Regions from separate parts of the Homo sapiens genome. Here regions 2 and 3 are each linked to region 1. A link is a contact called in ENCODE Hi-C or POLR2A ChIA-PET data. All regions are on one chromosome and are shown on one strand. Each heading gives the region's core, a stretch centred on a gene start or an enhancer-like site at or near the end of the contact. The rest is flanking DNA. Distances are from core to core; before and after follow the strand shown. Region 1 holds the start of TLL2 (tolloid like 2). Region 2 overlaps PIK3AP1 (phosphoinositide-3-kinase adaptor protein 1). Region 3 overlaps TLL2 (tolloid like 2).

Region 1 (2,776 bases), core at 185-2,684:
GCCTCGCCGAGGGTGGAGGTCGCGCTCTTCCCTCCCCATTCTTCTCTGCCGACCGCCAAGTGAAACGGGGCCCCACAAAGCCGGAGATAAACACCACTACTCGCGGGACACTGGCCATGGGCCAGGAGCGTCTGTGCGAGCCTCTGAGCCCAGCATCTCCCTGGGAGCGTGAGCGTGAGCACCCCTCTGTCCGTGCTGGAACTGCCCCACACTCATCAGCTTGCTGGAACATGCGCTTGGCCCTTCGGAGGCTAACGCTTCAACGACTCCAGCTCGGAAGCCGCTCCCCTCAGGACTCACGAGCCGATCAGTGGCCCCGAGGAAGCGGGAGCTGCAGCGCCCGGGCGGCGATTGCGCCCGAAAGGCCCGTACGTCCTGGGGCGCCGCTTCCTGGAGGGATTAGAGCACCTGCCGGCTTCCATCTCCGCCCGCCCAGAGCGACCCTCAGGCCGGTACCGCTACAGGGAAGTTTCCGGCTATTCGAGTCTTGCTCATTCTCCCTCGGCGACCCCTTTCCTTTTGCCCGCTGTGACGCTTTTCTTTTTAAAATCTCCCAAGAGTAACCACAGATCTTGGGAAACTTTGCGCGAAACTTAAAAATGCTGTGAAATCGGAGCCAGGAACTCCATCTGAGCCTCGGAGCGCCGCGCCCAGTCCAGCTCTTCTGCTCCGGCCCGGAGCGTCTGGCGGTGGCCAGTGCTGCCCACTCGCTGTCAGGCGGCCCTGGCACCCACCCCGGCCCCTGGGCGCCCTCTCGGCCTCTGGCACCCGCTCTGATTCGCTTTGGGAACGCGCCAGCTGTCGCCCCCCGGTGCGCACCGCAAACCTGGGGCCGGGACATCCCAGCCTCGGAGTGGTTTTTAAGCAATTCCTCGGAGGCATTGTCTTCCGGGGGAGCCGGGGATCTCAGGGGAGGGGAGGGGAGACCCGCCCCATAGACGGTAGTGCAGGCTTGCCCACCACCTCATTTGCATTTCAAAGGCAAACTTCTGCGGGACTTCCCCAGCGGCGGCACCTACCGGCTTTGCAAGGGTCGTGGTAATGCTCCAGCTGCTGCTCCGTGCCCTCCTCGCCGTCCAGCTCTGAGTAGTCTGCGGTGGCGTCCGGGCGCTCCCCGAGTCCCCCGGCGCCGCGAGGCAGCGGCAGCAGCAGCAGCAGTGACACCAGGGCCCCAAGTGCAGTCGCCCGGGGCATGGTGGCGCGGGGCCGGCTGGGGCAGAGGGAGTTGCGTGCACGAAAGCTCAGCTCGGCCGAAAGACGGCGCACACTGGGTCGGTCGGCTCCGGCCGGGACTCGGTGGTTACACAGGGCTGCTGGGCATGGCTCAGGCGCGGAGCAAGCGGAGCGCGGCGCCCCCTGTCTTCGTCGAGGCAACCGGGAAGCAGCCGCTCGGAGCTACTTGCCCGGCGGCCGAGGCTGCGGCGGCTGCGAGTGTGGCGGTGGCGGCGGTGGTTGGAGCAGTGGCCGCTCCGCCCCTCTCCACCAGGGCTGGACCACACAGCCTTCGCCCGGGGCCCTAAGCAGCCAATCACTCGGGCGCCCGAGGCGAGGCCCCTCCTCTTCCCGGCACCTTCGCAACTTCGGAGGCAGGCGAGCGAGGTGAAGATGCTGGAGCCAAAGGCCGGGGCCAGCTCCGCACCCACCCAGCCTAAGGCGCCTGCCCGGGGCGCCACCTCGGCCTCTGGCTCCCGAGAATGCTGCTCCTGAAGATCGGGACTGGGCTTCTCGCCTTGTTTTATTTCCATAACTCACTTTACAACTCCCCGATGCACACGTGGCCAGAGTGGTTAGAACTCGGAGCGCTGGACCAGGAGCCCTGTGTACGGATTCATGTCACTACCAACTGGCTATGTGCATTCGGGCAGCTGCTTCTTTGCAGGGATGAGTGAATGTCTCTCAGGTCCCTCTCAGCAAAGAAAAAAAAATCGAGGATTTCGATTCTCTCAGCTCTCTCCACATTCCCTAGTCGAGCCATGAAGGGCGCTTGCTGGCGGCAACTAACCTAACCTAGTGGCCGGCGATAGGTAATGAAAAAAGATTTAAGTCCACAGATTTCCCCTCTCGGTGACCCTATCTTTCAGTAAAACCGTCTAAGATGCTTCACACAGTCAAAAAGACACAAATGAACAGCTGTACGTGCTACTTGTGTTAAATTACAGACATGTTTTTATTAAATAAGCCACTCACCGTTAACTTGATGGAATAAAAATGACCAATTTCTGAAGTCTGTTTTTTTTTTGCCAATTAAAAACATATGCCCAAATAATGACACTAATCAAGAGCTATTTGAAACCCACTTCTATTTTGTACCTAAAATGTAAAAATTCTCAGAACTGAGCCATTTTGATTTAGAGATATAAAAAGTATTATTACTGTGAGGCTTTTCAAAGATCTTTTTATGCAAGTAAAATGGCCCTGTCAACTATAACACACAAATGTGTATGTGTAGAAATGTTTTGCATCATGCCCAGTAGAATCTTTTTTCAATTTAAACTGCAAGCAGAAAAATGGACAACTTTCCTTTTGGATTTCCACATGGTTTCACATACATCAATGACAAAATAGTCAACAGGGAGCCCAGAGCTGGGCTTCACATCAAACTCTGAATTTCTTGCACTTATGGTCATCTGTCTTCTCATCTATCAACTGGGATAACAAGTCCTTCACACAAGTAAAGGGCTAAAAGTTAACTATTGGAAGGATGCTACTCATATTTTGTCCTCGTTCTTAGAAAGAAATGCAATGTTGACCCTGCCTCATGCTGTTTTCATCAAAT
Region 2 (2,888 bases), core at 272-2,771, 100 kb after region 1:
ATCCTGCCATCTGGCCCATTGTAGTCATTCAATAAATGTTGAATAGACATGTAAGGGTCAAGATTGTTGCTATTTTAGTCAATTAACAATAACGCCGAAGTTAAGTGCCTGAGCATTCTAGGGAAAATGTCCAGACAATCTGGCTGGAGCAGAAGGTTCATGTTGGGGAGTCACAGGAGGCCAAACTGGAAAGGGGGGTTGGTCTGCAGCTGCAGGCTGAAGAGACTCACCTGTGTCCAGGAGACAGCAGGGAAACACTGAACACTGTGAGCTTGTCATGGATTTAAGGTTCTAGTGAACTAGAGAAGAAGGAACAGAGGCCAGCAGACCTTCCTGGAGACTATGGAGTATGCCAGATGCAGGCAACAGAAGCTGACATGGGGATGTGGCTGGGGGAATGGAGAGACAGGAGCAGATGCAAGAGGACAAATGCCGCAGAGCAGGACCAAGCAGGACACACCGCTGACTGGGTGAGCGGAAGCACGGGAGAAGGCCAAAGAGACTCTGAGGTCTGATCTCCCTCTCCTCTGTGATGAGCACAGAGAGGCTGTTGGGAAAGGAAAGCGGCCTTGAGGGATGGTTTGTTGTTAGACATGCTGTGAGCCTGGGGCACTCAGGGGGACAAAGCCAACTGGGGCTGGAAACATGGAACTGGAGACACAGACTGCACAGAGAAGGAGCTGAAGGAAAGCTTCAATGTCCATTGTGAGAGGGTGACGTGAAGGAGACAGAGGAGTGGACAGAGAGGCAGAGGAAAAGGAAGATGAGGCCTCCACCCAGGAATGTCTCCACACCACCAGCCCCTGAAGGGGAGATGCTCAGGAAGTGGCTAGAGGCTCTCAGGGAACCAAACAATGTGAGCCCCCATGAGCTGGGATTCTGCCGTATTAAATATAAACCCGTCGTCTGCTATGCCCAAGAGTTCTGGACCAGCTCATGGGAAGGGAAGAGGTCTCTTGGATAGAAACACAGAAAGACATGGCACATGTATACCTATGTAAAAAACCTGCACGTTGTGCACATGTACCCTAGAACTTAAAGTATAACAACAACAACGATAACAAAAAAACCATACTTGGAAAGGATTTACCTTTCTGCAACAATGGACTGGTACATACAGGATGATGGTAATGATAAGACACGTAAATTATGTTCCCACTGGAAACCTGCCCTGTCCACCCCTTCTCATTTCCCTTAACCTTATCCTCAAACTACTTTAGCTGAGAAGCTTTCCAGCAGACTGAGTTAGTGGTGGCTTATACCTATTTATATTTGTATTAATTGCTTACAGATTATACCTCATATTAGCAATTACCTTACACTACAAGAAAATGTAAAAAAAAAAAAAAAGAAAAAAAGAAAGAGAGCTAACATTTATTATGTATTTACTACGTACCAGTTATGCTGCTTACAGTAGCTTATATCACCTAGTCCTCCCCTTTCATATGAGGCACAGCAAGGTCAAGGTCATCAAATAGCAGAATAAAGATGTAAATTCAGGCTGCCAGCTCTAGAGCCCTGGCTGTTCTTAACTACTGTGCCACGTGGTTGCACAACTTGGCAAGGAGCAAAAAAACATTGTTTAGCCAGGGCCAGCCTTTTCTCAGCAGGACTGCAGCCTCCCAGGGGCTCCTGAGTGAAAAGCACCCGTGATTCCTGCATTCAGCTCTCCAGAGTGCCCTCCCACCCTTCAGGCCCCAAAAGGGAGGGAGGCAGCTGGCAGAGCAGGTGCCCCTGTCTTAAGGAGCACTAAAAAGGCAGAAGGCATAGTGAAGGGAGCACAGGCTCTGGGGTGAGAAAGGGGAGGTTTGAACCTTGACTGCCTCTTCGCCTCTCTGAGCCTCAGTTTTCTGTAGAACAGGAGGAGTAATACTTATTTCATATGCGTGTATGAGGAGTGAAAGAGATCAGGTCTATTTAACGCTGAGCACAATGCCTAACATAGCACTGTCGGAGGTCAGCAAATGCGGCCTGATGACATGCTTCCCCACTCTTCACCACTAATCCTGTCCCAGAAGACAGGCTCCTATCTCAGCCCTGGACGGGTGCTGCTTACTCCCCGCCTTGACAGCTGGTATGTCAGATAGCGTAAGAACAGAGATTAGAATACACACCACCAGGGTCTATAGCCATAACACCCTGAACGCGCCCAATCCCATCTGATCTCTGAGGGTAAGCAGGGTCGGGCCTGGCTAGTACTTTGAAGGAAGCAGCCTGGGGAGGTGGAGAGAGAAAGCAATAGTTCCAGTCCTGACTCGGCCCCTCACTAGGAAAGATGCCTTGGACGTGTCCCTTAACCTCCTGAGCCCCATTTCCTCCTTTTTAATACAAAGGCATTGGTGGACTAAGAATGAGCTTCCTAAGGTTAAGTTTGAGTTCTTTTTTTGTTTTTAATTATACATCATGTACACTTATGATACAGGTATGGAGTTATATATTCTCATAAAAGCTTCAAACTATACAGGTAGAGCAAGAGTCTCCTCTGACACCCCAGTCCTCCAATCCCAGTCTTCTCCTGAGAGGTGGCCCCTGGAATGGGCCCGAAGTGGCCGTTTCCAGATCTTTGTCCTTGCATTTATATACATGTCCATAGAAATACAGAGTTTGTGTGTGGACGTGTCTGAGTTGTTTTAATTTGGGTGGTTTTGTATCTGCAACTTGTTTTGTTCATTTAATCATATTTCTTGGGAGTTTTCCAAGTTCTCTTTGAGTCATAAAGTGTGATAGTTATGAGGGTATTTGGCAGTAGGAATAGAGAGAGAGAGACTCTGAAAAGAAAAAAGCTGGAAAGCAGAAGCAGGGAGCCAAATGCAGAGAGACACAGCAGCAGAGTTAGTGTTTGTAGTTGAGTCTTTGTTCCTGATCTCAAGCCTCATGGTACCTGGAAA
Region 3 (2,774 bases), core at 168-2,667, 100 kb before region 1:
AGAACAGATACATTACTATGTGGCTCCACAGTATTTTGCTTTGAATCCTTTTGGGAAGTGAGCAGCATAAATGTTATAACTGAATAAATATGATGGCATTTCCCAGGGTATGCTATAAGGTTTCCCGTTCAATTCAGCAAGGTTATATGATATGTGTGTCCTGTATTTCAGCCCTAACACGCCCCCAGATGACTAATAGCTGGACGGACATATTTTCTAAAGTTTCTTGAGGAAGCAAGCCCCACGCAGCCCTTTGCATCCCTCGGGTCCTGCTTAGTAAGGTAATGTGACAGCCCAGATTTTCTAAGACGGTCCTCACTTCAAATACTTCATCCCATGATCAAACTCTGTGTCTGGTTTGGAAGTCTGGGAAAGGCTATTGGTAATGGAACTTCCTTCTATCCTCCTAAAACCACTGAAATGGATTCTGATCCATCAGTACTAAAAACTCAGCTGCCCTAACCAGTGCTTTACATTGAGGCTCAAGAGCTGAAAGGGGTCTAGAAGAGCTCAGACGGTGTGTGTATGATGATGATGCTGAAGCCAAGGGGATGGAAGACAAACGGGACAAATCCAAGGGGAAGGAACACTTCCAAACGGGCCAGGGAACAGGCATTTGCTCCAATCCCAGTATTGTCCCATCTTCAATGGCAGACTCCTGGCCACTGACCAGCACCTAGGATGGCCAGGAAAGCCCCAAGACCAAAGCAACAAGCTCATTAATAGCACTGAGACTCCCTCCACCTTGTAGCATTTGGGAAACTGACTTCCATCCTCCCAAAAGCATTCTCCCTCACTCTTTGTCTTCCTGCAAAATCCAGCTTGGTTCTTGTTTTCCCAAACCCACATCCCCTAGTCCCAGAGAAAGGAGAGGTGCTCTTACTGTTATGGGGCACACACTGCATTACACCCCTATTTACTGTTGTTCTGTTATGCCTTCTTCCCCTTCTGGACACAAAGGCTTTGCCAGAGAAGTCTGAAGCCTCTCATGAAATTGCCAATGGACTCTAAGACCTATTATTCTCTTCACTGCCTGCCACCATGTCACCATTTCACCTTTCTATACTGCCTAGCACCTCCTACCAGAAGGACACCAGAAATTAAAGCTGCCAAGGAATAGTCCCTTTAGGTCCCCCAAGTTGTTTTCCCAGCATAGGGACTGTGCTTTGGAGATGCTAGGGAGGTGCTGGCAGTCCCCACGGCTCATAGTTACCTGGGCATTTGTACAGCTTCCGGGCTTGAGCTATGTCTCCCTGACTGAGCCGCACGCGCTGGCCAATGGTTGGCCTGACGCCATTGTCATCTTGACGGGGAAGGATGGTGTCTAAGAAAACTCCTCTACAGGAAGGAAAAAAGACAGAAAAAGAAAAGTCAAGGCCATCAGGCTGTCTGTGCTGGGATTTCTAGGCTTCATTCCCTTGCCCATAACCCCATCAACATTCCTGCCCCCTGGCCAGCCTCTCCCAGGCTGGCATGACTGAAGAGGTTTCCTTCGCTCATGCTAGCATTTTCACATTCCATCTCATCAGCTGCCTACTCGCTTTCCAGTGGGAAGATGACTCTGCCAAGTGTAAAAATATGCCCTAGTGCGGTAGCCCAGGGGCTTCCTTAGGGATGTGTCCTGAGCATTTTCATGAAGCCCTGACAGGTCCAGACCCCGGAGAGACCACGGTGTGAATGGCGCCCCCTGCAGCTGTGCATTGGGAAGTACTGTGTGTAGTTAAGTCCTGGAGCCACCCCAGGGAGAGCTTGGGAACTGGTCCAATGTGAGACTCTCAGGGGCTGGTCAGCAAGTGCAGGTTGATGAATTGGTGGTCCCAGTTTGGAGGCCCTGCTGGTAAGAGGGAAATCAGATGGAAAATGAGATAAATGCAGAGAACAAGAAGTAGTGAAAAAAGCCCTGGACTAGAGATTTCTACACTAGGCCTGTGTGTGCTTGGACAAGACCCTTCCCCTCTCTGAGCCTCTCTAAGTCTCAGTTTACCCCACTAAACAATAAGAAATTTGTTGAGATGGTCATGGCAGCCCCTTCTATCTCTAACATCTTATTCTACTCCTATTTGACTGAAATCTAAAATGACAGCTTCATTTCTAAACTAGACAAGTGGAAATCAGGTTGCCAGCTGAGCGCTGGCCCTGTTGTGGGCATGGTTTACATCCCGCCTGCTGCCTTGTCTGCTGCCAGCTCTGAGCCTCCTCTTCTGCTTCCAGACCCTCTATCTGGGGCCTCTCCTGGATGTTAGGCCTCTCCTTGAATCAGCATCTCCTCCAGTCACCACCTTGTTTTTTTCCTTCCCTTCTTAACCAAGTTTCTATAAAGTATTGTCTCCATTCCCCAACTGCTCACCTCTGATTCACTTCTCAATCCACCTGTGATCTGACCCCATCAGCAACGGTCACCACTCATCTGCCAGTAGACAGCTTCCAATCTCCGTCTGCCCTCTCTCCAGCACTGACCTCCGATGCCCTCCTCCCTCCTCACTGTCTTCTCCCTGGGTCCAGGCCATGGCTCTCTCTGAGCAGTGAGACAAGAACCACTTCTGCTTCCCCTTCAGTGATGCCCCTTGGGTTTCTGCCCTCTCCCTCTGTCCTCTCTCTCCATATTCCATCTGCTCCTACGGCTTTTAACCATCATCTGCAGCCTCACAGCTAATCCTCTGTTTCCAGCCCAGGATCCTCTGCTGAGCCCCAGATGCCTCGTAACACCTCCCCTGGGCTGTCCTATGGGCCTCTTATATCCAACGTGCTCAAAACCAAATTTATCACAATTCCAT

The links. Hi-C counts contacts between places; a loop is a spot of excess contacts on that map. ChIA-PET counts read pairs that join two places held with the same protein, here RNA polymerase II (POLR2A). Pooled maps may share reads with other maps.
Region 2: a loop to region 1 is called in a map of sigmoid colon, with 3 times the contacts of the local background. The contact joins the enhancer-like site here to the promoter of TLL2 in region 1. A Hi-C loop is called at or near these places in 3 of 168 maps with a recorded cell type or tissue (DLD1, K562 and sigmoid colon) and 3 of 50 pooled maps. POLR2A ChIA-PET finds 5 or more read pairs at or near these places in 1 of 52 experiments (activated CD4-positive, alpha-beta T cell).
Region 3: a loop to region 1 is called in a map of chondrocyte, with 2.2 times the contacts of the local background. The contact joins the enhancer-like site here to the promoter of TLL2 in region 1. A Hi-C loop is called at or near these places in 3 of 168 maps with a recorded cell type or tissue (chondrocyte, dorsolateral prefrontal cortex and ectodermal cell) and 5 of 50 pooled maps. POLR2A ChIA-PET finds 5 or more read pairs at or near these places in 3 of 52 experiments (H1 and WTC11).

What each region holds. Positions count from the first base shown.
Region 1 is chr10:96,512,492-96,515,267 of GRCh38, forward strand. TLL2 (tolloid like 2) reads right to left here and starts at 1,435. Exons shown (of 21, transcript NM_012465.4): 1 at 1,020-1,435. The coding sequence starts at 1,194. RefSeq lists enhancers at 1-26, 1,216-1,285.
Region 2 is chr10:96,617,255-96,620,142 of GRCh38, forward strand. The region is part of intron 12 of PIK3AP1 (phosphoinositide-3-kinase adaptor protein 1); the gene reads right to left. It also overlaps the pseudogene RNA5SP324. Among named protein-coding and RNA genes, the nearest start is that of TM9SF3, 32 kb to the left of the region's middle. Within about 2 kb of position 1,522, at least 9 of the 41 ENCODE cell types and tissues checked have a DNase peak (open chromatin) inside an H3K27ac peak, as active enhancers do.
Region 3 is chr10:96,411,979-96,414,752 of GRCh38, forward strand. It overlaps TLL2 (tolloid like 2), which reads right to left. Exons shown (of 21, transcript NM_012465.4): 8 at 1,214-1,338. Among named protein-coding and RNA genes, the nearest start is that of OPALIN, 54 kb to the left of the region's middle. Within about 2 kb of position 1,418, at least 2 of the 41 ENCODE cell types and tissues checked have a DNase peak (open chromatin) inside an H3K27ac peak, as active enhancers do.